Linked DNA regions of Homo sapiens: all the other regions are linked to region 1. Evidence: chromatin loops called from intact Hi-C (ENCODE). Cell type or tissue: GM12878. All regions are shown on one strand. Links, peaks and the distances in the headings refer to the core of each region. The heading gives the core; the rest is flanking DNA. Region 1 overlaps PALS2 (protein associated with LIN7 2, MAGUK p55 family member). Region 2 has its middle 230 kb from the start of STK31. Region 3 overlaps PALS2 (protein associated with LIN7 2, MAGUK p55 family member). Region 4 overlaps LOC107986777 (a long non-coding RNA gene). Region 5 overlaps LOC107986777 (a long non-coding RNA gene). Region 6 has its middle 150 kb from the start of STK31. Region 7 overlaps LOC107986777 (a long non-coding RNA gene).

What was found. Hi-C counts contacts between places; a loop is a spot of excess contacts. Peaks named below come from ENCODE experiments on the same cell type or tissue, not always from the same donor. Only the 100,000 strongest peaks of a DNase experiment are listed, where the experiment ranks them.
Region 2: a loop joins it to region 1, with 11 times the contacts of the local background. A loop is called at or near these places in 2 of 110 quality-filtered maps.
Region 3: a loop joins it to region 1, with 4 times the contacts of the local background. A loop is called at or near these places in 45 of 110 quality-filtered maps.
Region 4: a loop joins it to region 1, with 10 times the contacts of the local background. A loop is called at or near these places in 5 of 110 quality-filtered maps.
Region 5: it touches region 1 in a loop (11-fold over the local background); 29 of 110 quality-filtered maps call a loop at or near these places.
Region 6: it touches region 1 in a loop (18-fold over the local background); 9 of 110 quality-filtered maps call a loop at or near these places.
Region 7: it touches region 1 in a loop (10-fold over the local background); 4 of 110 quality-filtered maps call a loop at or near these places.

What each region holds. Positions count from the first base shown.
Region 1 is chr7:24,585,156-24,589,847 of GRCh38, reverse strand. All of the region lies in intron 1 of PALS2 (protein associated with LIN7 2, MAGUK p55 family member), which reads right to left. It also overlaps the pseudogene SUMO2P14. Among named protein-coding and RNA genes, the nearest start is that of PALS2, 14 kb to the right of the region's middle. In GM12878, for the core only: a CTCF peak has its summit at 1,803 (motif pointing right); a DNase peak (open chromatin) is centred at 1,837; H3K4me3 peaks cover 596 bases; H3K27ac peaks cover 920 bases.
Region 2 is chr7:23,937,171-23,941,862 of GRCh38, reverse strand. No RefSeq gene overlaps it. Among named protein-coding and RNA genes, the nearest start is that of STK31, 230 kb to the right of the region's middle. RefSeq lists a silencer at 2,792-2,841. In GM12878, for the core only: a CTCF peak has its summit at 2,736 (motif pointing left); a DNase peak (open chromatin) is centred at 2,719.
Region 3 is chr7:24,662,879-24,667,570 of GRCh38, reverse strand. PALS2 (protein associated with LIN7 2, MAGUK p55 family member) reads right to left here. Exons shown (of 12, transcript NM_001303037.2): 6 at 3,850-3,981; 7 at 1,884-1,983; 8 at 1,482-1,550. Among named protein-coding and RNA genes, the nearest start is that of PALS2, 92 kb to the right of the region's middle. In GM12878, for the core only: a CTCF peak has its summit at 1,707 (motif pointing right); a DNase peak (open chromatin) is centred at 1,780.
Region 4 is chr7:24,379,840-24,384,531 of GRCh38, reverse strand. The region is part of intron 1 of LOC107986777 (a long non-coding RNA gene); the gene reads left to right. Among named protein-coding and RNA genes, the nearest start is that of NPY, 98 kb to the right of the region's middle. In GM12878, for the core only: a CTCF peak has its summit at 2,428 (motif pointing right); no DNase peak of the experiment used is centred there.
Region 5 is chr7:24,399,463-24,404,154 of GRCh38, reverse strand. The region is part of intron 1 of LOC107986777 (a long non-coding RNA gene); the gene reads left to right. Among named protein-coding and RNA genes, the nearest start is that of NPY, 120 kb to the right of the region's middle. RefSeq lists enhancers at 1,574-2,228, 2,229-2,883. In GM12878, for the core only: a CTCF peak has its summit at 1,968; a DNase peak (open chromatin) is centred at 1,954.
Region 6 is chr7:23,860,781-23,865,472 of GRCh38, reverse strand. No RefSeq gene overlaps it. Among named protein-coding and RNA genes, the nearest start is that of STK31, 150 kb to the right of the region's middle. In GM12878, for the core only: a CTCF peak has its summit at 2,081 (motif pointing left); no DNase peak of the experiment used is centred there.
Region 7 is chr7:24,315,867-24,320,558 of GRCh38, reverse strand. It overlaps LOC107986777 (a long non-coding RNA gene), which reads left to right. Exons shown (of 4, transcript XR_001745132.2): 2 at 1,074-1,202. Among named protein-coding and RNA genes, the nearest start is that of NPY, 34 kb to the right of the region's middle. In GM12878, for the core only: a CTCF peak has its summit at 2,037; a DNase peak (open chromatin) is centred at 1,994.

The sequences.
Region 1 (4,692 bases), core at 209-4,208:
AAATCTGAAACTACTAACCATGATTAACTCTATGAAGTAAGAGTAGGGATAGAAACCTTTAACTTTCATGGTACATTCATTCTTCCATGCTGATTTTAACTTTGCATGTCATGTAGCATTAATAATTTTAAAAGCTTAATTAAAAATAAATTGATCATAAATAAGTAATGGGATGAGAGAACTATGTTACTCATTAACCAACATAAATTCCTCCCTCCAGGTACACTAGCTTGTTCAGAGCATTAACAATACAGAAATGCATTTGACTGCCCTGAAATTTCTACACTCAGAAAAGTAGTCTCTTCACACACTTAAATATTTCTTAGGTAAAATATCTCCAGAATTAAAACAGGCTTACTTACTAATGCTGGTTGTGTGCACATACATGAGGTACCTGAAACTTCTTTCGAGAAGCAGCAGCTGCAACAGTAATGCTTTCCATGGCTGACAAAAAGCCCAAGAAAGGAGTCAAGACCCAAAAAAATAACCATATAGAGTTGCAGTGGTGGGGTGGAATGGTTCAGTGGTACAGCTCCAGAGTATATCACTTAGCAAACTAATGAGAGCCTATTGTTAACAACTGATCTATCAATGAGGCAACTTGGTTTTGGATGTGATGGGAGGCCAATTAATGAAACACCTGTACAGGTGAAAATGGAAGATGAAGATATAATTGATGTGTATACAAAGCAGACAGGAAGTATCTACTAAAAGAAGATCTGCACTTACTTGAGAACTTTGCCTCCCAAATTTTCCAAACACACACACACACACAAAATTTGGATCTACAAATCATATCCTGACCACTACAGTAAAGAAATACTTTTGCTTTCCATCTCTTTTTATTGTACAGTGTAGTTGTTATACATAGGCAGACTGGAATTATATTTTATATTAAATGGCCAATATGTTTACATCAACATCAAATGGAGGTGGGATAAGGACAAAATAAACTGTTTTTCTAAAAACACACCCCTTTCTCAATTATGATACATTCATTCAACTTTTATCTTCATATTATGATGAATTATTTTGCTCTGCTTAACCAAAACAATAAAGCCAAATAGAAGTTCTTGCAAACCTTGTTTCATTCTAGAATTTCAGTGTTTTCCATTTAGTGCTATAAACCATTATAAAGTCTTTTTGTATGTAGCTGTTATACGTATGGCAATCTTTATCTGTAAGCAAGAATAAAATCATTCTAAAAGAACTCCAAGATAGTTTTTCCCTTAAGGGTCTTGTTGTTCAAACTTTTTATATACTAAAAAATCAGAAGAGGTTCAAACAGTATATGAAAAAAATCTGGACTCAAGAACTAGCTCAACCCAGACCTGGGACTTGAAGCACATGAAAATGCTGTAAAAGAGAATACCTAAATACATCATCAGAGGCCCTCAATTATTTAAAAATAGAGTGATGCCTCAAGAGATAAACTGGTAAAACAGAAAAATAAACTTAGCAGAAAAAAGCAACCCTAAATGAAGATGGGTAGAAATATTTAGAAATATTTGTCTAATTGAAATGTCTAAGATATACCCTTAAGATAAGAACACAATGAAACAAAGAGTAAGAATCTATATGGTATTGTAAGCTGTTGGTAGGATGATATCTGGTCAAGCCTAGAAGAAAAGGAAGTAAAAAAAATTGACCTATGTCTCCAAACATGTCCAGGGAAGAACCTGCCTACTCTACATTCCAGGGTTTTTCAATCTTCGCACTGCTGTCAGTTGGCGCCAGATAATTCTTTGTTGTGGGGTCTGTCCCAATGAATTGCTTAGTAACAACCCTGGCCTCTACCCACTAGATGTCAGTAGCACCCCACCCCAGGTGTGACAACCAAAGATGGCTTCAAATATTACCAAATGTCCCTTAGGGGGCAAAACTGCACCCTTAGAGAATCACTGGTGTATTCTAAATAACAAATAGATCAAACTGTATTAGCTCGGTGCTATTTCTGGCATCAGAATCACTCCACTTTTCTTGCTCACCTACTAAATGTTTCATAATATTCTGGCTTTCTAGAGACAGTATGGTCATGGTTGTAAGATGTATTTGCTATAGTGTTCTTTTATGAAATTGAAAAGAAGATGTCAGAGAGGAAGACTCAGACAAAAGTAAAGTGAAACTTTCTGATAAGAATCAAGCCACGTACTTTCCACACTTCCCCACAAAACTTAGCATGGTGGCTCATGCCTGTAATCCCAGCACTATGGGAGGCCAAGAAGGGAGGATGGCTTGAGACCAGGAGTTCTGAGACCAGGCTGGGCAACACAGTGAGACCTGGACTCTAAAAACATTAAAAAAAAAAAAAAAAAATTAGCTGGGCATAGTGGTGTGGACCTGTAGTCTCACCTACTTGGGAGGATCACTAGAGCCCAGAAATTTAAGGTTGCAGTGAGCTACAATCAGGCCACTGTACTCGACTGGGTGACAGAGGGATATGCTGTCTAAAAAAATTTTTTAAATTAAAAATAACATATTCCTTACTATTAGTATCTTTATTTTCTCAGTTCCTCTAATTTAATAATAATAATTTAATAATTTAAAAGTTCCTCTGCTCTTTCCCCTCCCCTATATGACAGTACCCACACTCATCCATCGTCATTCCAGTTAACGTCCTTCGTCCTTCCAATGTTTTTAACAGTATATAATGCAGGGATAAATGACAAATTAATAGCGAAGTAGGTAGTCTCTAAAGAACTTTTCCATCCTTTAGTATTAACTTAGTCAAATATGAGAACAACTTGCTCAAATCTAGGGGCCATAACAACTTATTTAAAAATAAAAATAACCAAAAAACAAAAAACAAAAAAAAAATCCTTTAAACAAGACCAGGGTTTATTTTGGGGAAAATACTAGAATTTGGGGGGCAGGGCGGGCGGGGAATTTCCAAACTCTGAAAATCCAGAGACTGCCTTTGCCTCGGAATTCCTTGAAAACCTCAAGACGCCCTATGTCATTTGGTTTGTCATGGTGAATTTGCAATGTCCTTATATTTATCTTTTACTCTCCCTTCCCTCTGCCACCACTGTCTTTCAGGCTCTCCTTAATTCACTTTTAAATTATTACCACAAGCCTCTTCTACCATTCTCTTCTTCACTGTAATCTACTAGGCGTAAGACTATCACACCAATCATGTTAAAAAATCATTTTAATGACCAGATTGCATTAGAAAAACATGATTTTCTATCATCTGGGTATGTTTAAATTTCTCTTCTTAATATCTAGCTTTCCATCTATTCAACCTAATGCACTCTTATTCCTTAATATAAACTCTCTGTTCTAACCACATTGATCATTTTACTTCCTATATGCACAACCACATATCTAATTCTCACCTAAATGCCTTCACTCTTGTTACTCATCCCATCTAAGGACTACTTTTTTTCCTTGGTTATTCCATACTTACCCAGCTTATGACCTATTTCTTGCTTACGCAGAATCAAAATTTTAGAGCTAAAATGAGTCCCTGAACTCATCTCAAAATTAACTCAATCAAGTAGCAAATAAGTAGCAAGTCTCTCCCCACAGGTGAACATTTCTTCTTCTGAATTCTCTCAGAACTTACAGTCTGCCACACATGATAAAATAAAGCAGTATTTTATTTTATGGCTAAATAAAATATATGGCTAAATAAAATTAAATATGGCTAAACTTTGTTTTCCCCTAACATCTTCAATTAAAAAAAAAAATAGCAAAGCCTATGTTCATGGATGATGCCTGACTGGGGGAATACAAAGAAACTGCTTCTTCCCTCAAATAAACTATATAATCTTTTTATTTGTGTAATACCAGTATATACATATATAAACAGACTTGCTTTCAGTGAAAATTTCCCTGGAGAGTAACAAATTCTAAGTTGCTCTTTTTGGAGATAATTTGCAAAAGAGGGAACTCCAAGTTTGGATGATAAAAGAGAAGGGAACTAGATAGATGGCAGAGTAGGAGTAGAAGATATTAGTGGTGCACACTCTTAGAAGAGATAACAGAGGCAGGTGGCGGGCGCCTGGAGTCCCAGCTACTTGGGAGGCTGAGGCAGGAGAATGGCATGAACCCAGGAGGCGGAGCTTGTAGTGAGCCGAGATCTCGGCACTGCAGTCCAGCCTGGGAAACAGTGTGAGACTCCGTCTCAAAAAAATAAATAAATAAATAAATGTGCAGTCTTCAATCTAGAATTGCAGTGTGTTGGAAAGGAGGGGATGGAGATGAGAATAAGGACAGACAGAGCCAAGTCAGTGTTCCATTCTGATGAGTACTGGCATGAAATTATCAAGGGTGGAAACAAACTATAAATACCGACTTGGCTATATAGCAAGCTGAGCGAGTTAAATAAAGGTTACTAAAAGCATTTTTTTTTAATCTCAAACATCCAAGTTATGCTATCTCTAGGACAGAAGTTGGAATCAATAACTTTTAAGTGAACATAAGAAAGGATCTGAATATACCTAGGAATCCAACTTACAAGGGATGTGAAGGACCTCTTCAAGGAGAACTACAAACCACTGCTCAACGAAATAAAAGAGGATACAAACAAATGCAAGAACATTCCACGCTCATAGGTAGGAAGAATCAATATCGTCAAAATGGCCATACTGCCCAAGGTAATTTACAGATTCAATGCCATCCCCATCAAGCTACCAATGACTTTCTTCACAGAATTGGAAAAAACTACTTTAAAGTTCATATGGAACC
Region 2 (4,692 bases), core at 298-4,297, 650 kb after region 1:
GAGGTAGGCATTATCATCATCCCCATTTTATACATGAAGAAACTAAGTTTCAAAATTATGAATGACTAACCCAAGACACTTGACAAGGGAGTGCAAATGCCATGATGCAAACCCAGACCTGTCTGACTCCATAGCTCTCCTCCTAATCTCTAGGCAACAAGCTTCCAGAAAGTTAACCTAGCAGATGGATTTTTTCTTTCCCTGAGGTTTAAGAAACAAGCTCCGAAGCAAAACAACTAGTCATTCTGCTAAGCCTCCAAGTGTCCTGTCCATACTGTCATCTCCTATTAAGAAATACAGTCAGGAAAGATGCTACTAGCAGGAAAAGGTCTACTTTACAGTTACAGAATGAAATTGCCAAAAATCCAATTTTTCCAGCCCACTACAGCATATGGTCCTAGGGAGCCCAGGGCCAAAAACAAGTCGGTATTGCTTATTTTTCAAACCTCCCCACACCTAGAAGTATTGCAGGCCATCAGACAACAGTCACGTATCTCAATGTAGCAGTGGGAGAAGTCACTTCCTCGGTATGTGACCTTGGACAGGAGACTTAATTTGAACTTTAGTTTTCTAATGTGTTCAATGGGGCTAATGGTGGTGTTACTTTATTTCAATAATGGCTAGCCATACCATAGGGCTTAATACAGACGAGGCACTGCTCTAAACACATTGCATATATTAATTATTTCATTTTTCCCTAACCCCACAGGATACACTGAGTATTATTATTATTAATCTATTATTATCCCCACTTTACAGATGAGTGAACGAGGGAAGGAAGTTCAGTAATTTGCCTAAGTTTGCTAGCAGTCAAGTTGCTTAACAGAACTAAGACTCGACCCCAAGCAATCTGAGAATGACTCGCCACCAAACTACACAGCTTCTTCATGCTGTGAGGATTAAATGAGATGATGTATGTAAAATATTCTAGCACATACTATATGCTTTATTAACACTATCCCATTATTTTTATTATAATTATTATGATTTAAAAACTGAAGCACAGGATGGTATTTAAGACTGAGGCATAACAGCACAATTTCAGAGTAGACTTCCAACCTTTCTTAAGTTGCGTGAAAAAAAGAAACATTATTTACAAGCAAGACTCTTAAAACCCATCCTGGAGGAATGGTACATTTTTAAGCATCCCATTTAGAAAAGCAGTTCAGTAAATGCCAAGGGAGCTGAATGGCACTGTGGACCAACTGCTGAGGGAATTCCCCAAACAACTATCTGGAACACTGTCTTCAGGGGATCATCAATGCACTCATCCTTGCAGTCTCTGCCTCCCTACCTGACAAACTTGAGAAATTGTCACACTCTTTTTTTGAAGGAGAAGAAAATAAAACTAATTAGAAAAGCCTTCTATTGCAATGTGAAGCCTACTTTTAATCCTAAACTTAGAAGAGGTAAGGCAGGACTGTGACTGTGTGTAGAGGCTTTTATGTTCTTCCCACAGCAGGCTCCTCCTAAAAATGTAATGATATCCCCTGAGAGTAGTGTCCTCTGATAACCACATTTAAAGCAGACTCCTCAACTTATCCTCCTTTATTCCATCGTATAACACAATCCCTAATTACATCATTTAACTTCTGTTTCTCATCTATTTATCCCAACACACACCTCTATAGAAAAGCAAGTCCCCTAGTCTGTTCAGTCTGCAAGGGTTCTGTCTTGTTCACCAACATATCCCCAGTACCTAATACATTTCAGTAAAGGAATAGAAATTCCAATCTCTATGAACATCTTTGAAAAACATTTAAAGACGTCCAAATGTACAACCCACAGCAATCACTACAAAAATACCCTTTCTTTTCCTACTCTCAAGCACAGTGTTGTCCAATAGAAATACACCACTAGGTACCAATGTAATTTTAAATTTTTGGTAGCCACATTTTATTATTTATTTATTTATTTATTTATTTATTTATTTATTTATTTTGAGACAGGGTCTCACTCTGTTACCCAGGCTGGAGTGCAGTGGTGTGGTCCCAGCTCACTGCAACCTTGACCTTGACCTGCCAGGTTCAAGTGATCCTCTTACCTCAGCCTCCCAAGTAGCTGGGACTACAGGAACATACCACCACGCCCAGCTAATTTTAGTAATTTTTGTAGAGATGGGGTTTTGCCATGTTGCCCAGGCTGGTTTTGAACTCCTGGGCTCAAGCAATCCACCCACCTCAGCCTCCCAAAGTGCTGGGATTATAGGTGTGAGCCACCATGCCTGGCTATAGCCACATTTTAAAAAATAAAAGTAGAGTGACATCAGCAAGATGCCTGGCATCTCTACTCCCTCCCACAAGAAAGGACCAAGGCAATGAAAACACAGCTAAGATTTGACTGGCATGTCTAAGGGAGAGTGCTGGAGTGCAGCAGTAGAGTAGAGGCACACTTGTAGTGATTGGAAGTCCAGGAGAGCAACATGGAGGCACGCAGCCTCTGTAGCCCCATCTCCTCCACTCAGATCAGATCAGCCTGGAGATAGGAGGGACATTTGTGGGGAAAAGGTAAGCAGAAGATCCCTACCAGCTCTCATTGTCACTGCAAACACCTATAGTCCTTACTACAGGAGAATCCCACAGTCCTCACAAGCCCTGAGTCCAGTTTGGAGAACTTTCAGGAATTCACATGGCTGCATGGTCCTGGATTAGGAGCACAGGGTGTGTACTCCCTATCCACCCCTGACCGTGAACCAAGCTGCATATGCCCTCAACCTGAGAAATAGCTCAGTGAGCCCTCTCCTGGCAAAGCTGCAACACTGTCACCACAAACTCTGTCACCCTAGGCCTCTGAGAAACTCACAAATGCCACTAGTATGGATTACAGCTGAGGAAACTATACGGAGACTACAACACTGCATCCATCTAGAAGCAAGGCCAACACAACCCAGTGAAATGACAGGCCAACACCCATTCCAACGAATAAGGACTTCCCCACAAAACCTACTCCAGAAATTTGGAAGAAGCAAATATCCAGCTACATAAAAATCCATGTAGGAACACAATCATGAAAAAGCAAAGAAACATGTCACTTCCAAAGGAAAAAATTATTCTCAAGTAACAGACCCCAATCATAAGGAAATATATAAAACGCCAGAAAAATAATTCCAAATAATAATCTTAAGGGAACTCAGTAATAAGAATAATAAAAATAATTCCAAATAATAATCTTAAGGGAACTTTCTTACAAGAGAAAACAGAAAGACAATTCAATGATATTGGGAGGAAATTATTATCTGAATCAGAAATTCAACAAAGAGATAGATATCATTTTTAAAAAGCAGAAATTCTAGAGCTGACGAATTCAAGGAATGAAATTTAAAAACACAATCAAGAGCTTCAAGAAATGAAAAAACACAATCTAGTATAGAACAGAATACACCAAGCAGAAGAATGTCTGAACTTGAAGACAAGGGTTTTGAAATAACACAGTCAGACCAAAAAAAAGAAAAAAGAATGAAGAAAGCCTACAGGATATATGACACACCATTAAACAAACAAATATTTGTATTATAACATTCCACAAAGAGAATAGACATGAAAAAGTGAGGAAAACTCAAAATAGATTCAACTTAAGCAGGTCCCCTCCAAGGCACATTATAGTCAAATTGTCAAAAGACAAAGATTTTTAAAAGCAGAAGAAAAAAGTATTAAGTCACATATAAGGGATCCCCACTAGACTGGCAGGAGATTTCTCAGCAAAAATCTTACAGGCCAGGATAGAATGGGATGATATATTTAAAGTACTAAAAGAAAAAAAAATTGTCACCCAAGAATATTGTACCCAGGAAAGCTATCCTTCAGAAATGAAGAAGAAATAAAATCTTTCACAAAAAAATAAATAAATACTAAGGGAATTCATCACCATTAGACTGGCCTTAGAAGAAATGGGAGTCTTACACATAGAAGTGAAAAGAGGGTAACTAGCATCATGAAAACATGGAAAACTATAAAACTCATTGGTAGAGCCAATACACAAAGGAGAAAAAGAAAGAAATCAAACCTTAACATTACAGAAAATCACAGGCAGACAAAAAAAGAAACAATGAGAGAGGAAGTAAGAAAGAAAGATACACAAAACAATCAGAAAACAATCATTAAAAATAACAGGTGTTAAGTCCTCACATTTCAATAAAAAATTTAAGTGCAAATGAATTAAATTCATCATCTAGAAGAGATATACTGACTGAATAGATAAAAAACAAGACAAAGCTATTAGGCTGGTGCAAAAGTAATCACAGTCTTGTCATTTTTAAAAAAGTAATTTAAAAAACTACAATTTCTTTTGCACCAAACTAATATATGCTGCCTACGAGAAATTCATGCCTCCTGTAAAGACACACATGCACTGATAATGAAGGAGTGAAAAAGATATTCCATGCAAGTAGAAATCAAAAGTGAGCAGGAGTAGCTATACTTATGTCAGACAAAACAGACTTCAAATTAAAAACTGTAAAAACAAAGAAGGACATTATATAATAATAAAAAGATCGATTAAGCAAGAGAATATAGAATTGTAAATATATATGCACCCAACACCAGAGCACCCAGATATCTAAAGCAAATATTATTTGATTAAAGGGAGAGATAGACTCCAATACAATAATATAATAGTTGAGAACTTCAACACCCTACTCTCAGCATTAGACAGATCATCTCAACTTAAAAGCAACAAAGAAACATTAAATTCAAA
Region 3 (4,692 bases), core at 205-4,204, 78 kb before region 1:
AAAAATCCTTTAATATAAATAATCAAATTACAAACCAGTATATATAGAAAGCATGTAGCAAATACGGAGGACAGGAGTAAACCTAGCGTGGTTGCTTAAGTAAGTTCCACAGAACAAGTGACCTTCCAATTATATAAATGAATAAATATTGTATGGCAAATCAACAATTATCAGTTTGATTAGAATTCAACATACTGACATTTACTGACAACATACATTTAAATATTAAGATTTTGAAATTTACATATAAAATAAATTTTAGATCCAACTGTTTCACTAGAAACATAACCCAAAATTATAATCTTAGTCGATGGGAAAATTACAAATTTTCTATTTTGCAAAAAAGCCTTATGGGCATATATTTTATGAATAATAGGGCCAAAGTGATGATTTGAAATATTATATTACCTGTTATTACTGTAACTCTCAATCTGTAGTAATAACACTCCTTCCTTAGCTTATTATCCTAATAGTAACTCTTTCTTTGCACAATTTCCCCACAGTAGATTAAACCAATATTAAGAGAAAGCAAGCCTACTTCTTCCTTCTATATTATTTTCTTTTATGGTGTGCTATTTAGTTTATTACCAGCATAGAGGTAGCTCTGAAGTCAAGAAAGTACTTTTAAAATTGCCAACTCCTTTGATTAAGCCTCCAGAAATTTCTGATTCATAGAGCTGTTTTTTATTTCTGTCATCCTCTGCAACTGGGAAGAATAAATATAGTAGTTTCCATTCTTTCCCTTCTTTCCTATTTATTTATTTTTAATAGCCAATGAGTAGCCAATCCAGGTCTGGGGTCTTATTTTACATTGTTTTTAAAAATCTTTTCAGCTTTACTGAGGTACAACTGACAAACAGGAATTGTATATAAAGTGTACAACTTGATGTTTTCATGAATGTGTACAATGTGAATGATTACCTCGATCAAGCTATTAAACATATCCATCACCTCATATAGTTACCATTTCTTTCTTTTTAAATATATTTCTTTCTGTATGACTAAAAGATTTAAGACAGAATTCTATTAGATCAGACTAAGATTTATTTGGTCCAGTGCTATTTTTCTAAAACTATCATGGTCAGTGTTATGGCAGGATACAGTTGCCCTAAACATAACTCTTTTAACATCTTGACAAAGGCATTCTATCCTTTAGAAATGGCACATAAATTACTATTTCAAAATTCTCTGGACAAATAGTTTCAATTATGATACTGCTTCTTGATTAAGACAAACAAAAATCTTAACCAATTTGTTTTGTGTTGTAAACTATACTCACAAAATAAAGCACATGGTAGTATATATAATGTGGGTTTTAAATAATTTATATTATATTGCACCATGTGTTCATATGTCAGCCCCTTGCAACTAGGTACTAATCTGAATTACACTCACTTAAAGCTGTATATTCAGAGTTTATGCCACACTAAATGACATATAGCTACTTCACTTGGACTTCTCAAAAAGTATTTAAAACCTACCTGCATTTCTGGTTGTGAGATACATCATCTTTTTCTTTTTTTTGCTACTTATAGTTCCACAAAAAGGTCCTGAAGGATGATAAAACAAATATAACTTAAGCAGTATATCAGAATATGAAAAAATTGCCCTATAGTATTTTACAGGGGTGGGAGAATTATCTCCCCAATGTGGCATCCTAGGAAGCAAAAGAGGGTGGAGGTGAGTTAAGCCACTGAATTTTGATACTCTACCAGCAGGTGGCAGAACGGGATCAAAAAAGATTACTTATGAGCGAGAGAAAGCAGAGGGAGGGATTCATTCTAGACATATTTTAAATAAATGCATTTGCTTATTTAGACAAAAGAGACAAAGAAAGGTGGTCACAAAGGACTGCTTGTTACTTATTGTGTCGAGCTCATCACCTGAATTGTCCCAGTCTCTTCTAACAAATGCCTTTCTCTTCTCTTCCAGGAACTGGCTTGGAATGAGACCAGCGCTTCCTCCCTCTTTTACATGGCTAGCCTAGAATCAAATTAATGAATTGTACATCTCAGTGACCAAAATTTGAGACCATATTCTATTAAGTAAGACAAGCAGTGGTCAGTCAAAAAAGTCACATTTGCTCTTAAAAACAACCTTGAGATTTAAATCCATAGCATTGTCAGTTAAGATATTTAAACAATTCAGCACTGAAGAATCAATTGGCACCTAAAATTCTTCATATCTGTCATCTGGTAGTGAAATGTGGGGACCAAAATACAAATTAAATTGCTAAAACTTCTTATTTATGATACTAAGTTAGAAAAGGAAAATGCTATTCTAAATAAGATGTATTAACAGGACATTTTATCTAGCACCCTTTAGTAAGATATTTACTGTCAACCTTAATCCTACTATGTTGGTATTTCAGGCCAAACCAAATGAAAAGGAGATACTATGTGGAATATAAAGTGTAGATTTTAATTTATGCCACCAGGAGTCTGAATATCCCAAGAGTTTGTAAGTTTAAACTAGGCGAAACTTCACCTAATGTAAAACAGCTAACTTAAAATAAGCTCCAAAGAGAAATATTTTAAAATAGTGGCTGGAGAACTGGCTGTTAGTGGTTTATCTCACAAAGTTAGTATTTCTATCCTTACAACTAGCATAGAAAATCTAGTATAACTTTAAGCACTTAAAATCCTGAAAAACAGAATTAAAGTAACCAACTATCAAAATGCAGGGAGAAACTGAGAGAATGGTGACAGGTTAGAAGAGAAAACTAAGAGATCGTATTCATAGGAAAAAGAAAAAAAATGGAAAACTGGAATAATTCAATAAAGGAAACAGCCACAGAGAGATTTTTTAAATGAGGGATCTAAAAAAAGTTCAGGGGAAACCTCTTGAAATCATGGATTCTGTTTAATTTACCCATTTCTTAGCTGTCTCAACACATAGTGCACTTATACATAATGTTTTAAGTTAAATTTAAGGACACATAAGTAAGATTGTTCTCATTCTGTGATTTGTTTCTCCTTAGAAGTAGATCTATAATTTAGAGCTAATGTGAGTTACCAACATCTCAGTTAATTTTAGAATTTGGTGCTAAGTCCTGGATCCTTTCCTCTTACTCCTTGTTCTTTAGTAAAACTCTCATTTGCTTTGATAGTTTAAGGCATTTCAGACTTCCTGACCTGTCAGTTTTTCCAGTTCTGAATATTGTGGTTGTTAGCTAACATAAACCATTACAAAAACAGACTTATTACTGCTGCTAGGGGTTTCTGAAAGCTGCATTAGGAGAAGAAAAAAGAATACCATTAAACAGATCTTCTGAAAAAAGGAGGGAAAAATACAGTGATAATACACATCTCTTTCCATATACACAGATTTTAATCCAAAACCAAACAAAACTGATAGAGTGAACCTCCATTTCCCAATATCTGAGAAGAGGGGAGCAAATAGACATTAAGACCTTAAGAAATGATGCTTTACTTGCTATGAACGAACATGAGGGAGAGGAGACAAGAGACACACTTATTTCACAGTAAAAGTCTCCTACTTAAAATAAACAAAACCCAAGTTATCTTTTGAAAAGGGATGACCCAAGTGAGTTCTTCTTGGCCAATAGCATATTTTAATGCAATTACCCATGTGAAAAAAACCAATTGGTCTAATCCCTAAACCAATGGGTTAGTGCCACAGGCTGGTTAATTCTGCACTTATTAAGTTGCAAATTCCCTCCCAATTTGATCTTATGTCCACAAAATTAGTAGCCACGAAGCAGGAGCTGTTCATGTGGGAAAAATCATTGTAACAAATGCTAATATTCTTCCTGACTATTCAGATATTGATCAGATCTAAGATTAAAATTAGAAAAGTAGCTGAGGAACTTCTGAGAAGCATACTAACCTGCCACCAATTTGGATCTTCTCTATTTACAATCTGAAGAATCTCTCCTTTGGAAAACTTCAATCCTGCTTCTTTGCAAGGTATTAGGTTGTCATTGTATGGATTATAATCAAAATGACACTTCACAAATACCTAAAACACATAGCACAATTAAAAATACTATAGTTGTATCACTTGCCACTGAATTTAAAAAATCCTTGTCAAACCACTCTGATTTAATTGTAACTGACAATGTATTTAGTACTTCAGATAATGAACTTGTCTCTCATAAATGGAAATCAAGTTATTAGAATATTAACAGATTTTGGTATCAGAAAGATAATAAAACTTCTTCTCTACTTTAATATCTAACTTTAAATCAACAAGAGTTTGATAATCATTCTATCCCACCATTCTTCCACTTTTCTTCAATCTTTTCACTTGATTTTCCAACCAACACTGCATAATTTTTAATGCAAGTAAATGCTATGATCCAATTAACATCCTGAAATATAATATAGGTAGTTGATTTAAGGTATATATTTCAGATGTATTAGAACTCTGTGAAAAGGCCCTGAAACCAAAATTAAACAATAAAAGTTGATGTTGAAGTCAGATATGAAATATATTTGGTAGCCTTAAATACTTTTTTAATCATCTTGCTCTGATTTATATGCTCATCTTAAATTTAAATGATCAACATTAAATTCATTGTAAGACAAATACTGAAGAAGTCTCGAAACTATTTTCCATTTTAAATTCATTTGTGTATACACATTTCTTTTACATTTGCATTATTAATAAAAGTATGTCAGTTAACACTGTTAGTTATGATCTCCGAAATTTGGGCTATTTTGCTTATTT
Region 4 (4,692 bases), core at 214-4,213, 210 kb after region 1:
AGCAACCAGGAGAGCGGTGCTCAAAGCAATCAAGTGGCTCTTTAGAGCAAAGGGAAGGATAACTTTAAAAAATATTTATTAAAGATGTATATGGCATAAAACAACTTTTAAAAATTATTTTGTATTTTATTAACTAGTTATTAGTAATTAATAAGATTCCCTTTGTCTTCTGTTCCCTAGCCCTTGCAGGAAACTAGAGTTACTAACCTTCCAGAGATATTTTTATGCAAATGTGCATATGCATGTATTCTTTTTAATGCAAACAGAAGCGTATACTACTTTCTTCACTTTGCTTTCTTTTTCTAGTGTTTTTAAAAAAGATATGCTTATCGGTCTTAGTCCATTTGGGCTGCTATAACAGAATACCATAGACTGGGTGGCTTATAAACAACAAAAAAATAGTTCTTATATTTTGAGAAGTCAAGATAAAGGCACTAGCAGATTCAGTGTCTGGTGAGGGCCTGCTTCCTGATTCATAGACAGCCATCTTTTTGCTGTGTCCTCACAAGGTGGAAGGGGTGAGGGAACTCTCTGGAGCCTGTTTTATAAAGGCATTAATCCCATTCACAAGGGCTCCACCGTCATGGCCTAATCACCTCCCAAAGGCCCGACCTCCCTAATACCACCACACTGCGGGTTAGGATTTCAACACATGAATTTTCTTGGGGTGGGGGTGACACAAACAGTCGGTATACAGCACTGTCTCATTACAAGATGCATTTGAAGCAGTTTATTATAATCTATGTAAAATAATTGTTTAGGAAAGTAAAGAGTTGTAAAAAAATAAAACTAAGTCAGCAGAGAGTTTAGTACAAAATACACATGCCCTGAAACACTGTACAACAAGAGGTGGGCTACTAATGTGGCTCTGAGCTTTCTAGCAGCAAATGCAGAGGAAAATACAAGCAGTTATATGACTGTCGTGCCCATAACATAAAAACTAACCATTCTTTTCTTACATTTATGTATTCCCTCTGTGATAATTTTAAACTATTGAATTAAAAACAAAACAAGCAACATTTATACCAAAATCATAAAAATATCACCAGCTGGTTCTACAACCTGAGAAACATTTTTTTTTTCCCCCCAGGGAGCCTCATTTTTTTAATGAAAATCTTCACATCCTCACCTCATCTTGTTATTTTCACTTTATGTATGTAGAAAATTAATCCACATCTCCACAGATAGAGATGACTTATGTTGGAAACGTGGAGCCCATGGCTGCATAGTATTCCATTGTATGGATGTACCATAATTTATTTCCCCAGTCCCTTCTGGATGGGCATTTACAGTGTTTCTAGGATTTTGCTCTTGCAAACCATGCTTCCATGAATTTCCTCATGCATGCATCATTTCACACATCTGTAAGCATATTTGTAAGGTAAATTCCTACAAGTGGACTTGCTGGGTCAATGTGTATGGCTAATGTTTATTTTGACCAAGGCTATTAAAAAATTGCCCTTCATGAACAGTGTGCCAGTTTCTATTCCACACTCCCACATGTGACTGTGCCTGCTTCCTTGTACTTGCCCTGCTTAGCATATGATCCTACTCTGTGATGTTGAAAAACAACTCTTACGAATGAGAATGAACATTGTTCTATATGTTTAAGAGCATAATTTTTTCTTTCCTTTTCTGTGACCTGTCTGTTCATATCCCTTGTTCATTTTTTTTTCTATTGAACTCCGAGTGTGTGGCTTATTAATTGTAGGAACACCATCTAGATTAAGGACTTTATCCCTTTGTACTATCCGTTGCATTTTTCCCCTTGTGTGCTATTTGTCTTTTGACCTTGTTCATGGCATTGTTTTTGGCCATGTAGAAATGTTTTGTTTTTATGTGTTAAACTTTCTCAATGGTTTTTAAAATGACTTACGATTTGGGGTTACATTTGGCAAGGTATTTCCTACTTCAACATAATCTTCACTCCTTTTCTCAAATTCTTTATGTTTCAATTTGGAATTTATTTAGTGTATGAAAGTTGATTCATGCTTCAAAGTTATCCTCTTCCCGATAGCAATCCAGTTGTCCCAATAGTGAATAATCTATCTTCTCTCCCCACTCCTTGATTTGAAATGGAGACGGACAGCTTCTTAGCCTGAAAGGAACCCGTGGTAATCTGTAAAATACATCCCAACACTGCTTTCTTACACCTCAGGCAACAGGGGAATCAAAGCCTCCATGTGAGGCCTCAAGAAAGGCCAGTTCAGCTCATGCCCCCTCCTCACCCAGCAGACCAGGTGGACACCGGGCTGGCCTGTGCCCCTGTACATGAATACACTATAGACTTGTGCTCTTATATCTCACCATGGATGCTCTGGGCAGATAAGATTTCCAAATACCTTGTTTTTTTGTTTTTTGTTTTTTTTTCTCCAAGGGTGAGTTTCTCCAGAGAGTGTGACCTTCTCTAGGTGTTCCACTAGAGGGTGCTTCAACTATACATATTTACATAGACGTAAACATGACCTATGTTGTTTGTGTGGGCTGCACACACACATGCCAAGCAGCTGCTTTTTCCCGAACAGTCTATGACATGGGCATGCAATCTGATTTTTAATTCCCTCGACTCCTTCCACACATGATCAGATGACCTTCTCAAAGATCCCTCCTCTCCCAGTGAGCTGCTGGAACCCAAGGTAGTGGGAAATGGAGATCTACTGAATGGAAACTCTTAGCAGTGGTAGGAAAGGAGGCTCATGGGTTGATTTCTGTTTTTGCTCTTTTTCTCTGGAGGAGACTTTTAGGGATGATTTGGGCCTTCAGGGATTCCTTTGAAATACAGGAGAGGGCCACAGCTCAATTAAAAGTCACCGATAAGTGTCCAAAATTTGGGAGCCACATAGGCAGTGGGATGGAGCTGTTATTGGGTTGATGCTCCCGGAAGATGAATCAGGGTCCGTGGGGGCTATGGGGAGATGGAGTAAGGGGTGAGAATTGCTGAGTGGGTCAAGCAGGTGGGGACTAGCAATCATCGGGGAGAAGCTGAAGGATGCAGATTTTTCAGAGATTTCCCTTTTAGGAAGGGAATTGCAGTAGTGGTTTAGATGATTACTTTTTTTCTAAAAACTCAAAGTGGAATAAACAAGAAATGTGGACTTGGGGGGACTGGTGAGCAGAGCATGATACATCACAGAAAATGATGAAAGGAGCCCAGTAACTTCTCGGAGCTGAAGATAATAAGGTAGGCATCTTTAAGAGACAGTGAGCAGCAGCTTTTGAACTTTGGTGCATATTAGAATCATCTGGAAGGCCTTTTTAAAGAAATCTTGATTTCTGGGACTCGGACTCATGCATAAGCATTTTTTTTTTAAGTTTCCCAGGTGATTCCAACGTGCAGTCAAGTTCAAGAAACAATAGCATAGATCAGTGGTTCTCAAGCTCAAGTGAATACGAGAATCACCTGGAGAGCTTACTCGAATACAGCTTACTGGGCCATACCCAGAGTTTATGATCCAACAGGTCTTGGGTCGGTGACCAAAACTGAGTGCTTGAAATATGGTTAGTCTGAATTGAGATGTGTGATAAATTTGAAATACACACCAGATTTCAAAGACTTACTACCAAAAAAATACATAAATTATCTCGATATTTTTATATTGATTACATGTTAAAATGATAACATATTGGTTTTAATGGGTTAAATAAGATATATTATAAAAGCTCATTTCACCTGTTTCTTTTTACTTTTTAAAATGTGGCTACTGGAATATTTAAAATAACATATGAGCTTCCATCATATTTCTATTGATCTGTGCTCATTTAGATTAACAGTGCACAAAAGACAATTTTTAAATCACCTGCATAAGAGTTACCTGAAGTGCTTGTTAAAAAGGCAGTTTTCGTAGTGATGGCTTACAGATTCAGAATGTCTTGGGGGTGGGGGGCGGCGGGGGGTCAGGGAATCTGCATATTAAACAGCTTCTTGGGTGAGCTTGACGTGCTAAAGTTTCACATGCTGGCTTAGGCAAACAAAGAAAAGGAGGGGAGAAATACAAATTTTTCATTTAGGATTTGCTGCATTCATGACATGGTTCAAGGCCAATGAAGTATTCAGAATGAGATGATTGAGGATGCTACATCTTCATAAATGAAGCCCAAGTGAGGGAGTGACTTGTCTGGGGTTAGTTGAATTGGAGAAGTAGGAATTTGGGACATCTGTCTCCTCGCTACTCAGAATGTAGTCTCTGGATCAACAGCATCAACTTCACCTTTGAGTTTACTGGAAATGCAAATCTTAGGCCTTGCCCCAAACCTACCGTCTTAGTCCATTTGCGTTGTTAGAAAAGAATACCTGATGCTGGGCAATTTGTAAAGAAAAGAGGTGTATTCGGCTCACAGTTTTGCAGGCTGTATAAGAAGCATGGCACTGGCACCTGCTTGGCTTCTGGTGGGGCCTTGGGCTGCTTCCACTCATGGCAGAAGGTGAAGGGGGGCTGCGTGCAGACAGCACGTGGAGAGTAGACCAAGAAAAGAGGAGGAGGTGCCAGGCTCTTTTCAACACCAATTCTCTCAGGAACCAAAGGTGAAAACTCAATCCCTTTATGAATGGCACCAAGCCATTCATAAAGGATCTGCCATAAGGCTCCAACAATGGGGATAGAATTTCAACATGAGACCTGGTGGGGCCAAAAAATCCCATATTCAAACCATAGTACCTACTACTCAGTTTGCATTTTAACAAGACGCTAAGAT
Region 5 (4,692 bases), core at 288-4,287, 190 kb after region 1:
TTACATGAAAAATTATTTTTAATGGGGAAAATTATGATTAATTTCATCCCAATCCAATATATCTAACCAATTTTTACAGGTGAAAAGAAAACATTTCAATTGAATGATAAAGATAAATATATATGAGCAATGTACAACAGTTTGAAAATAAGTAAATGTAATGTGTGGATGAAAAGTGAGAAAGGTTTATGATACTCACCAAGGGGGGAAGAGAAGCTTGATCACAGGTGGTGGTGGATAGAGAGAGTGTCAGGTGTAAGAGGTGGGGAAAAATCAAGTGACCAATTTAGGCAGAGTGTCTGGGCTCATCAGCACACTCAAACTGCACTTAATAAGATTAAAGCACAGGCAAACATCATTAGGGCAACACAAAGGTGAGAACCTTTGAAAACAGGTAGAAATCGTGCATGGGCACCACAGACTGAAGAGCCGTAGAATCTGCTGCATCCTCACCCCCATTATTTGGTGTGTGCAAGAGTAAAATATCTGGCATTCATCCAAACATGGGGCAGGATTCAAACTTGCTCCATATGATATTTGCTATCTAGAAACTGTGATATTGTGTAAATTGATTCATATGTGTTTTAACTGGAACTGTAATGTTGAAATAGTACTTCTCATGATGTGTTTACTTGTGTGCTTTTGAATAAAAAATCATGACACACACAGACAGAAACATACACACAGACACACATATATACATATACAGACACACATACACATATACATGTAGACATACATACAGACACATACACACAGACAGATGGACATAGACAGACACAGCACACACACATAGACACATACATATATGCAGATGGACACACACACACACACACACACACACACACACACACACATACACCCTGCATAGTCTATTGCCTGAAATCTGGTTTAACTTTCCAGAAGTCATTATGGTGAAATATCATTAACCAAAAGGCTCTCTGTCAGGTAAGTCTGTACAAATATGCCCTAGTCAGAGACATGGTTTCGGTATTTTAGGAAAAGGTAATGTGAGTCTGGATGTTTCATTTGTGTGGGTCATTTCATTCATCTGGATAAAGTACAGGATTTTTCATAATGAGCCTGCTTTTTAATTTTTCTAATTTTCATTTCCATTAAAGAGACAGTTTACCGGTAGTTCAAAGATTTGTGTGAGTACAAGATGGATTTACGATAATTGTGGAATGTATAATGAATACACAAAAAGGTTTTAGGAAAGCACACAGCAGTGATCACATTTTTCGAGAACAGTTGTTGAGTCTTACTGGTGGCAATGATCATTCACTTTTTCAGCCAGTCGAATCTCTTGTTGCTGTGTTAATAGCTCAGTCATATTTGTAGTCATTTACATGTTTTCAGGCATTAGGCATTCCATTTGGTTAGAGCATGAGAAATTTTTGACATTAGGAAATAAAAATGCCTTAAATATTATTTGTTAATTGTTTGACATTGGCTGTTAAATTATCAGAGCAGCACCTATAGTAAGGGAATAAATTATGAAGCTGAATGCTAAAAACAATGCTTACCCTTTCATAAGACTAGACTACATTTTTTAAGCAAAGGATAAAGCCCGAGTCTTTTCATTCTATAGGTGACATTACTATATAGTTAAGCATCTTAACCAAGTCAGAAACAGAACAAAACGGCCAGGAGTAATTTTAATTTTGCCATCTAATGTATGAGAGGTAGGAAATACTATGTCTCAATTTTTTAAAAATGAAAACAAAACACTAGAAAGGCTCTAAAATAAAACACTCTTTTCACAGTTCTTCAAGCAACCTACCAACCTCCTACCAATTCAAACTACAGTTCTAAGGGGGAAAGAGGCCTCTAGTAATTTCGGGGTTGTGGGGGAAAGGCATGGGGCTTACTGAACGGAAGATAATGAAAGTCTTGTCTTGCTACTCTGCATTTTTACCTTGAATTTATTAGGTGTATGCTTTCCCTTTCTGTAATACATTATGCACTCCCTCTAGTGTCAGAATTTGTATATGATCCGAAACCAAGTTTGATAAAGTGCTGCTATAAACATTAGAGTAAGGTTCAGGCTTCTAATTGTGCCATATTTCAAAGATATTAAAGGCCACCTAATAACATGAAGAACAGCCCTGCATGAAGTCACCCTGGCTAAGAAAAGAACGCATATTTTAACCTGTGTTATGAAGAGTTTCATGCGCGTCTGTGTGAACAGACCACCAAACAGGCTTTGTGTGAGCAACATGGCTGTTTATTTCACCTGGGTGCAGGCAGGCTGAGTCCGAAAAGGCAGATAAGTGTCGGGGGGGCGTTTTATAGGATTTGGGTACGTAAAGGAAAATTACAGTCAAGGGGGTTTGTTCTCTGGTGGGCAGGAGTGGGGGTCGCAAGGTGCTCAGTGGGGGTGCTTTTTGAGCCAGGATGAGCCGGGAAAAGGACTTTCACAAGGTAATGTCATCACTTAAGGCAAGGACCGGCCATTTACACTTCTTTTGTGGTGGAATGTCATCAGTTAAGGTGGGGCAGGGCATATTCACTTCTTTTGTGATTCTTCAGTTACTTCAGGCCATCTGGGCGTATACATGCAAGTCACAGGGGATGCGATGGCTTGGCTTGGGCTCAGAGGCCTGACATTCCTGCTTTCTTATGTTAATAAGCAAAATAAAACAAAATAGTGTTGAAGTGTTGGGGCGGCGAAAATTTTTGGGGGGTGGTATGGAGAGAGAATGGGTGATGTTTCTCAGGGCTGCTTCAAGCGGGATTAGGGGTGGCGTGGGAACCTAGAGTGGGAGAGATTAAGCTGAAGGGAGGTCTTGTGGTAAGGGGTGATATTGTGGGGATGTTAGAAGAAACATTTGTCGTATAGAATGATTGGTGATGGCCTGTATACAGTTTTGGATGAATTGAGAAACTAAATGGAATAACAGAAGGAGAAAAACAGGTATAAAAGGTCTAAGAATTGGGACGACTCAGGATATCTGATTAGAGAGTGCCTAAGGAGATTCAGCATAGTCCTGCCCGCAAAGATTATTTATTTACTTCAAGAGTTAAGAGTGGCAGTTTGGGGATAGCACCAGGAGATTATCAGCTGTGATGGCTTGGAAAAACAGTGTAAACCGGCAGTGTAAACAAGAGCAGGGCATGTATGAGTAGTTGAGAACGAATAGGAGTATGACTAGACAGAAGATAGTAGGGATGACAAGTTTTTTGGGGGCACAGTCTAAGTTGGTCTGGTGTCTGGAATGAGACTGGGGCCTAATAAAAACGAGCGTCTATACAGAAGCTTAAATGGGCTGTACCCTGTAGCATTCCGAGGACAGGCCTGAATTCTGAGAAGGGAAAGTGGTAAAAGTATTGTCCAGTCCTTTTTAAGTTGCTGGGTGAGCTTGGTGAGGTGTGTTTTTAAAAGACCTTTAGTCCGTTCTACTTTTCTTGAAGATGGAGGACCGTAAGGGATATAAAGGTTTCACTGAATACTAAGAGCCTGAAAAACTGCTTGGCTGATTTGACTAATAAAGGCTCATCTGTTATCAGACTGTAGGAATTATGTCTGACAGAAGGGAAGAAATGACTGCGGTGGCCTTCTCAGACCCTGTAGGAAAGGCCTCTACCTATCCAGTGAAAGTATCTACCTAGACTAAGAGGTATTTTAGTTATCTGACTCAGGGCATGTTGAGTAAAACTAATTTGCCAGTCCTGGGTGGGGCAAATCCTCCAGCTTGATGTGTAGGGAAGGGAGGGGGCCTGAATAATCCCTGAGGAGTAGTAGAATAGCAGATGGAACACTGAGAAGTTATTTCCTTGAGGATAGATTTCCACGATGGAAAGGAAATGAGAGGTTCTAAGAGGCGGGCTAGTGGCTTGTACTATAGCATAACCTGCCTTTGCTGGTGTGTGGCGATTAGGCCTGGTGGAACTGCCATCAATAAATCAAGAGTGATCAGGGTGAGGAACAGGAAAGAAGGAAATGTGGGGAAATGGGGTGAATGTCAGGTGGATCAGAGAGATACAGTCATGGGGGTCAGGTGTGGTATCAGGAATAATGTGGGAGGCCGGATTGAAGTCTGGGCCAGAAACAATGGTAATTGTGGGACTTAAAGAGTGAGTACAGCTGAAGGAGCCGGGAAGCAGAAAGTATATGCGTCAGGTGTGAGGAAGAAAATAGAATTTGGAAGTTATGAGAGCTGTAGAGAGTGAGTTGAGCATAGTTTGTGATTTTGAGGGCCTCTAAAAGTATTAAAGCAGCGGCAGCCACTGCACGCAGACATGATGGCTAGGCTAAAACAGTAAGGTCAAGTTGTTTGGACAGAAAGGCTACAGGGTGTGGTCCTGGCTCTTGTGTAAGAATTCTGACTGCGCTAATCATGCCTAGGAAGGAAAGGAGTTGTTTTGTAGAAGGTGCTGGGGTTTGAGAGATCAGTTGGACACAATTGGCAGGGAGAGCACGTGTGTTTTTATGAGAATTATGCAGAGATAGGTAACAGATGAGGAAGAAATTTGGGCTTGACTGAAGTAATGGGGGCTGTCTGTGAAGCCTTGCGGCAGTACAGCCCAGGTAATTTGCTGAGCTTGATGGGTGTCAGGGTCAGTCCAAGTGAAAGCGAAGAGAGGCTGGGATTAAGGGTGCAAAGGAATAGTAAAGAAAGCACGTTTGAGATCTAGAACAGAATAATGGGTTGTAGAGGCAGGTATTGAGAATAGGAGAGTATATGGGTT
Region 6 (4,692 bases), core at 330-4,329, 720 kb after region 1:
TAACCTTTAAGCACAACTTTAAACACACTATGAAATAGGGGGAAGGTGATCATTTAGTAGGGAATAAAGTTTGTTTGTTTTAAAGAAAAAGAAAAAAAGCTTGAAAATTTTTATAGCAGCCCAAAAGAAATTATCTAGGTTTTGCTCTGAAACAAATTTTCATCACATATTTATCTGCTATGTCTGACGCTTATGTGGGGGGTTAAAAAGGATGTAGTGAAATAAAATTTTGTGAATCATAGATCGGATGGCAGAAGATGATGCAAGCCATGACTCAGGCAAGTACAATAATCATGATCAAAATTATACTTGCAATTTGTCATAGCAATTGTAATTTGCAAATACCAGTTGTTTGCCATAAATGGAGCTGATATCAGATAAAAATGAATCATGACGTTCAAGGAAAAGCAAATAAATGTCAAAACATTAATCTGCATAATATTTTTGGGGCAGTTATGAAAACATGATGGTAAGAGCTTGGTACCTTAACTTTCTCAAGAAATATTTCATGTTTCCAGAATATCAGCAATTTAAACTAACTTTTAACTAGTAATGGAAAAATGGGGGGCAAGGAGAAAAAAGAGGGGAAAGAGGAGGGAGGAAAGAAAGGAAGAAAGCGAAGGTACACAAAACAGGTATGCAATATAGACATTACTTACCTTTCAAGGAAATGAAGGGGAGAAAAGAGCATCAAAGTCCCAGCCCTTAAATATATAATGATTCTTCCTTATAAATAAGTATAATTTGAAAGATGACATGTAAAAGCAGAACACAATTATAAAAATAGTAAGTCAATAATTTAATTCTTGAGCTAGGTAAATTTGTGATCTTGTTTCTCTGGAATCTTCCCTTTCCTGTAAATAAATAGGAGTCCTTCTAAAAACAACAGCTCTAATATTGTTCATCTTCTCCTTTGATGAATCTTTCCACCATCCTATCAGATATTCAAAAGCATGACACTAAATTCTTTGAGAGAGACATCTCCTTTATTTACACTAAAATTCTCCCAGGACCTTTTACTCTAAATAGCGTCATTTTATTTAAAAACCTACTGTTTCAAATATAGCTTATTAAATATCTCCTTTAAAAAAATACTATAAATTGGAGAAAATTCTTTCATCTGGTTATTCCAGTCGTTTACTTGGCCATATTACTGGATTTTTGCCTCTATGATTTTATTTTCTGGTAGGTAGAAACAAATTGGCAGTTGATGACACCCTGCATAGAAAGAAACCCAGGATTCCTTAAAGGGGAAGAAAAAGAAAAGATCTTGTTGGTTAAAATTGATTATAAAAATCTATTTTAAGTAGTTTAAGGCTCTACTTTCCTTTAAAAATAGCTATTTTTCACAAATAAAACCAGAAAAATATTTTCATGTTGGAGCAATTTTAAAACTGTAAAGATTATTTAAAATTGATCCTGTTATTAAAAGAAAATTTAAAAATGGAACAAGCACATTCTTAAGGAGTAGACTTACCAATTGTTACAAAATAGCCTTCAGTCAATTTCAAATCATTCTTTCCATTTATTCATTCACAAATATTTACTGAATGCCTGGAATTGTTCTACATACATTTTCAAACCTTATGGAGTTTATGTTTAAAAAGATATAGACATCAATCAAACAATCACACTAAAGAAAAATTCGAGTTGTGATGAGGTTTTGTTATACAAAAGAAGTCTGAATATTTGAATGTCCATGACTAACTTAAATATTTCTAAAATTAACCTTTCAAACAGCTGCTGACATAAACATGTTTGCTGCATAAGCCAAAACTTATTACCTTGAGGCTGTGGAGTAAGAAAGTCACACTCCAGGTAAGAGAAAACGTGGTGGAAGCTTTTGAACAATAAAGAAAATATATAACCTAAATCAAATCCTTGAAATCCTTCAAGGAAGCAGGTTTTGATTCTATATCAAGGTTTATATAATTACTTTACATCTTAATGAAGGTTAAATTTATTGTACTCTCCCTCACCCAAATAAACAAATCAAGTTTGATTTCATTTAGAAGTTGCCTTTCCTAAAACCCTCCCTGCAGATGCTTATCACTGAATGCTGTGGTCCAGAGCTACACCTGGTGGCCATACACAAACTTACAAGAAACCATTCTGATCCTCAACAGAAGTTTAAAAATTACCCCTCTGTTAATCAAAAATCTCTCAAGACAGCAACAGGTTATTTCTTGATAGCTGGGGAAAGTTGAACTTTTAATGGAAAAAAATGGAAAAATGTTAAGGTAGATAGTTATAATAAAGTATAACACCATGTTAATGGTAGAATGTAAGTGATGGGTATATGGATATTCACCAAATTATTTTAACTTTCCAGTATGTTGGGAAATAGTCATTATAAAATATTGAAAAGTAAGGATTTAAATTAAGAATTTTGCACCCATTTTTTTAACCAGAAATACCTTTTAGATATTGTTTCCTTTATGTACTAGCATAATGTGTGTCTTCATAGTTCATGCTGTGTAATAGTCTATTATATTGCTGTACAATATTTTATGAAAAAATTCACTCATTCCACATTTATTCAATTTCCAATTGGACATTTACACATGTGTATTTTTGTTTCTATTAAGTCATGTTCCTAAAACAAACTTCTAAGAATTATGTCATTGGGATCAAAGGAGATCATCATTTTTATGGCTTTTGAGACATATGACCAAGCTACTTTCTACCAAGTTCACACTGTTATCACAAATGGAAACATACACCAATTTTAACCAATATTATAGGACCTAGACATTTTTAGATTTTACTGCTTTACTAAGCATGAAATACAATCCAAAGGTTAATTTGTACTTCTTGGAATTAAAAAAAAAATTACATATTTATTTTTGTACTTATCTACTGGAATCTCAATAATTTCCTTGTAAATTTGAATAATCACTTTATGTGCTTTAACTATTAACCTTTGTCTCCTAAACTCATGTAAGTTTTCCTGGTCAACTGCCATACTTTAGTTATTTTCACTATGGTGACTTTTATATACTCTAATCTGTCAATCTTAACCTTTGTGATACCATTCAAAGCTAGGAAATATACTATCACTCCATGAATGTGACAAACACTCTAAAAATTTTTTTGTTTTAATTAGTCAATGTCAGAGAGCAAAGCTCCCTTTAAGAAGATAATGGGGAAATAATAATATGGCTGGTAAAATTGAGAGCACATTGTCTCAGAGCACTGTATTTCTAAATGTGGTTCCCCCATATTAGCTCATTTATGCCTAGTGTTCCATTATTGGAACGCTAAGCTTGGAGTTATTTCATATCCTACTGAGAGGTGAAGCCAGCTGGACTTCCTGGGTCAAGTGGGGACTTGGAGAATTTTTCTGTCTAGCTAAAGGTTTGTAAACGCACCAATCAGCACTCTGTAAAAACGGACCAATCAACACTCTGTAAAACGGACCAATCAGTGCTCTGTAAAATGGACCAATCAGCACTCTGTAAAACAGACCAATCAGCAGGATGTGGACAGGGCCAAAAAAGGGAATAAAAGCTGGCCACCTGAGCCAGCAGTGGCAACCCGCTCAGGTCCCCTTCCACGCTGTGGAAGTTTGTTCTTTTGCTCTTCATAATAAATCTTGCTGCTGCTCACTCTTTGAGTCCACACTACCTTTAAGAGCTGTAACACTCACTGTGAAGGTCTGTGGCTTCACTCCTCAAGTCAAGCGAGACCACAAACCCACCAGAAGGAAGAAACTCCGGACACATCTGAACATCTGAAGGAACAAACTCCGGACACCCCATCTTTAAGAACTGTAACACTCACCATGAGGGTCCGCAGCTTCATTCTTGAAGTCAGCAAGACCAAGAACCCACTGGAAGGAACCCATTCCAGACACATTTTGGCAACCACGAAGGGACTACCACCAAGCAGTGAGTACCATCGGACCCCTTTTGCTTGCTATTCTGTCCTATTTTTCCTTAGAATTCGGAGGCTAAATACCGGGCACCTGTCAGTCAGTTAAAAGTGACTAGCACAGCCGCCAGACTAAAGACATGGGTGTCAGGCTTTCTGGTAAAGGACTCTATAACAACCCCCAACTATTTGGAGTTGGGAGCGTTGGTGTGCCTGGAACAAGCTTCTGCTTTTCCTGTACTTCTGGGCTGAGCTGAGGGTCAACAGAGAGGAAAGCCATTCAGCTCCCAGGTCCTAACAAGTTGGTTGACCCTGCGGCCAAGAGCAGAACTCTCAAAGTCATGTCGCCCAAGTGAGACTCGACCATCTAACCTATCTATGCTGACCCTTGCCTCCTGGGTCCTAATGCCTCTCAGACAAACTTCCTCTCACCTCTCTTCTCCAAGGCTAGTCCTGCTTCTAAAAACCACTCCCTGTCTCTTGTGCTTTTCTAGTTTCTCCTGTAAGAATGATTTCCAGTATAAACCTCAGGACTCTGTTCCCTTCTTTAGGCACCCAGGCTCACCAATCAGAAAGGCATAATTTTTGCCCAAAGCCCCATTATAGGGGGGACTATCTGGAATTTTAGGATCCCTCCTCAGACTAGCAGGCCTAACAAAAGCTATTCTTGAAGCTAGGATGTGGGGAGCTTCAGAAATGGTATCTTTCCTATTCACATAAGTGAGAACAAAAGGTATCACTCTTTCAACCCTGGAGATCCCTTCCCTCCCTCTGGGTATGACCCTCCACTTCATTTTTTGGAAATAACATCTTTATAGG
Region 7 (4,692 bases), core at 348-4,347, 270 kb after region 1:
TGCAGTGAGCCGAGATAGCGCCACTGCACTTTAGCCTGGGCTGTGAGACTCCATCTCAAAAATAAAATAAAATAAAATAAAAACCAAAGTGACTAGAAGATAAAATGATTTACAAATTGAAATAGCAGAGTTTATTCCTAGCATAGTGGATAAGGACACAGCAATTGGAGTCAGAGAGATTTTATTTGAAATTCTGGCTGTAACATTAATAAGGCTATTTAGCTTGAGGCTTAAGAGCAAGGGTTGCCTGGGATTTCAATCCCAGCTCCACTGTTTACTGGGTGTGTGACTTTGCACCAGCCACTTAACCCTCTATACCTTAGTTTCCTCACCCAGGAAAATGAAGATAATGATACTACTTGCCTCATAAGATTGTAACAAAGATTAAAAGAGTTAACATTAGTTTAATGGTTAGAACAGCGCTATACACATGCTTGATTTCCCCCTCTTTCTTTGCCTTGTTTAGTTTTCATTTATAGATTTTTTGATATTTTATATTATTTTATTTTACCTCTTCTTTTAGCATTTCAACTATATACATTTTTTAAAACTTTTCCAGTGGTTGCCCTAGGGTTTGTAATATAAACTTTTAATTCATGTAAGTCCACTTGCAAATAATACCATTGTGCCTTTTCACATATAGTGCAAGTATCTTATTTAAAATATTTTCAATTCCTTCCTCCCATCCATTGTGACATTTGTTCTGCTTATCAATATGCTCTAATCACTCAGTACGTTATTACTACTATTGCTTTAACCAAAAAGTTATCTTTTAGATCAACCAATTCTCTGATGCTCCTCCTTTGTAGATCCAAGTTTTTGACCTATATCCTTTTCCTTCTGCATGAAGAACTTTTAATATTTCTTGCAGAACAAGTCTGCTAGTGAGAAATTCCCTCAGACTGTTTGTCCGAGAAAGTCTATTTCTCCTTCACTTTTGAAGGATAATTTCTCTGGATTTAGAATTCTAAGTTGGCAGTTATCTTTTTTCAATGATTCAAAGATTTCACCCCACTTGACTTTTGCATGGTTTCTGACAAGAATTCTGCTATAATTCTTACCCTTGTTTCCAGTGGCAACAAAAACTTTGGCCCCAGCAGTTTCTCACTCTCCAGCTACTCCACTGGCAACTTCCAACAATTTGTCAAAGTGACCACTTGCATGCTCTTGCCAGTCTATGGCTCCAGTTGCTTCTGTTCCAGGTAAGCAGACCTCTGCTATATTCTCTGTCTCTCCAGATTTTGGGGTGATCATTTGTCCTGTACAAGTACAAGTCATTGATTTTCAGTTTGTCCAGCTTTTTCTTGTTGTTAGGATAAAAGTGGTGACTTCCAAGTTCTTATGTGTTGGAACTGAAACCAGAAGTCTACATACTTGTTTCTAAAACCGGGTTTCTTAAAAACTCTCTGAACCTCAGTTTCAACATTTGTGACTGGATGTAACAATATCTACCTTCTATGGTGATTGTGGGGAATAAAGGAGAAAATGTGAAGTGCCTAGCACATAATACCCAGCAATGATTGGATAATGGTACCCATCCCCTCCTCTCCCCTGCAATGAAATCACTAGAAGTGTGCAGGCCAAAGTAGAAAGAACCCCGGGTAAGAACAAGGTGAAGATTTAGTATCAGAAGGGGGAAAAAGTTCTTTACAATCTTTCCTGCCTCTGATTTTCCATAGTCTTCTCACTCCCATTTTCTAAATGTGGTCACTCTTAAGAGAAAGTTAATTAACAGAATATGCAAATTAAAGAGCAGTTATAACACTAATTAACATTTTCATAATAATAGCTAGTCCAGTTCTGTACATGTGTAAATCAAGACATCAGTGTCTCTGCTGCCTACAGAACTTCACACTGGAAAATTGCAATTACTTTGCTATCAAAGCAGAACTGAGAAGCGTGGAAATGGTGGCTTCTAAAAGCCTCTTCGTTTAACACAGTGTCCGAATAGGTCGATACCATGCTCTGATAGATGAGCAATGACTTTGAGCTTCATTGTGGCCCATCCTTTGGTTGGCAAGCAGTGGATGGAATGATGACACAATAGCATCCCCTGCAGGACTGAGGTAACAACCCCAGAACTTGAGCGGCGACTTCTTTACCTCTTCCCCCTCCCTCTTTCAGTCCCAGGAAACTAAAGCTGTACCTTTTCAAAATGTGGGCAAGCTGGATTTTGCTGTGCTTTGCTGGAAGATAGTCACAACTTGTTGAACAACTCCCCTGAGGACAAAGCAATTGGGCGGCTCCGAACGCTCAGGGAAAGAAGTTGTGTTGGTAAAGAAATTGCTGGCCAGGTGCGGTGGCTCACGCCTGTAATCCCAGCACTTTGGGAGGCCGAGGCGGGCAGATCACGAGGTCAGGAGATTGGGACCATCCTAGCCAACACGGTGAAATCCTGTGTTTACTAAAAATACAAAAATTAGCTGGGTGTGGTGGTGCGCGCCCATAGTCCCAGCTACTCTGGAGGCCGAGGCAGGAGAATTGCTTGAACCGGGAAGGTGGAGGTTACAGTGAGCCGAGATGGCACCACTGCACTCCAGCTTGGTGACAGAGTGAGACTCCATCAAAAAAAAAAAAAAAAAAAGAAATTGCTGTGCCAGCCATAGGAGTTTTTGTGCAGCAACATAAGCCATCTTCCCATACATGCTTTGTGCAGCATTAGCTGAAGACACACACCTGAATTTATGGGGCTCAGGATGGCTCTCTGTCCCTTTATTATAGATTACATGCTGGAAAATCAGGATAGAGCTAGATACTCTTAAAAAAAAAAACAAAACAAAATTTTGCCACTATGACCATGTCTTTGTAGGCTGTGATAGACTTGCTTTCTAAACGCTTCCTCCATCTATGCTTTCCAACATTCACTGAAGTTTTCACTCTCCTATGTTTATGTAAATGGGACAAAACTCTTGATTTTTCAGTTAATATAAGAAATTACACAAATGCATTGACTTCAAGTTCTTTTCCAGTTCTTTTCTGGTTTGATAGAGTGATATTTTCATTAATTACACTAGTTAAGAATTGTGAACCCCCAAAATATGAGACAGGTCTCAGTTAATTGAAAAAGTTTATTTTGCCAAGGTTGAGGACACCCGTGACGCAGCCTCAGGAAGTCCTGATAACATGTGCCCAAGGTGGTTGGGGCACAGCTTGGTTTTATACATTTTAGGGAGACATGAGACATCAATCAATATATATAAGAAGTGCATCGGTTCAGTCTGGAAAGGCAGGACAACTTGAAGGAAAGTCAGGAAGACTGGAAGCGGGGAGGGGGCTTCCAGGTTATAGACAGGTGAGAGAGGAACAGTTGCATTCTTTTGAGTTTCTGATTAGCCTTTCCAAAGGAGGCAATCAGATATGCATCTATCTCAGTGAGCAGAGGGGTGACTTCGAATTGAATGGGAGGCAGGTTTGCCCTAAGCAGTTCCCAGCTTGACTTTTCCCTTTAGCTTAGTGATTTGGGGGCCCCAAGATTTATTTTCCTTTCACAGAATACTGAGCTATCCATCACATTATTACCAGAACAATAAACTATCAAGTAAGATCAATACTCAGAATTACCTTTTTTTAAAGATTATTGGTTCTTGTGAGAAATAACTTCCAACTCAGATGGTTCAAGGAATTACTTATAAAGGTATGAGTAACGTTAAGGGAAGCTGGGGTACCCAGAGACCAATAGCAGTGGGAAACCATCTCTATCTGTAGGGCTGGAGGGGCAAGGGGAGCCCAAGGAGAAGTGGATCCCTGAAGAAGTTTCCCCTGTCACCTCTAGCCCTTTCCTGGGCAGGGGGGCTGGTGCCATAAGTAGAAACGTAGCCCAAAATAGAGAGAGAGTGGGAATGAATACCCTGCCCCGTAATTCCCGAGTGAGGAAGGAAGATGCTCATTCTCAGGCTCATGCTGCCCAGGGTGGAACCTGAGAGTGAAGACCTCCTTAGATTTTGCATGAGTATTTTGCTTGCTTCCCCCAAGTCTCATGAGGCCCTCCCGTTGGTCAAAGCCACCCAGGCCCATGCACACAGGGCAGGGCGGGGTCGGAGTGGGGTGCTGGGTGATGCGTTCTGTGCAGTACAAGGCTTAGAAAAGAAGAGAATGGATCTTGGGAGCAGGGAAGAATAATGGAAAATAACAAGCACTGTTATTTTGCAGGCCATGGCAACAATTTCTAGTTTTAGGGCTTTTACAAGATTGCTTTGTTCATATTAGTTTTCAAGGACAGATTTTTGATAAAGGAAGAAAATAAGTTGGTAACAGTCATTCACACACAAAAGCAAGACTGATACTTGTCTGACTGCTCTCAATTTAGTGTTTTATCAAATTAGATTACTGGAACTAGTTTTATGGGAAAAAGATTTGTCTCCCTCTGTAGAAGGGGAGAAGACGGCATCTCTTTCATGTCTTTCTGAGGTTCCTTTTGTTAATTATGAAGGCATGCATTTTTAAGGTCAGGCTCTGAAATTCCATTAGTTAGTAGTATAAACAAAACAAGCTAGCTGGTAGGGCTCTGTTTTATTGACGGAAATGGGCAAAATGAAATTTTACTAATAATAGTGAAATAAGGAGCACATAACCTTATTCTTCCATACACACTTGATACACACCTTTTCTTTTCTTCCTTCCTTCCTTCCTTCTTTCTTTCCTTCCTTTTTTTTTTTTTTTTTTTTCAGAAAAACAACACTTTTAACATTTCAT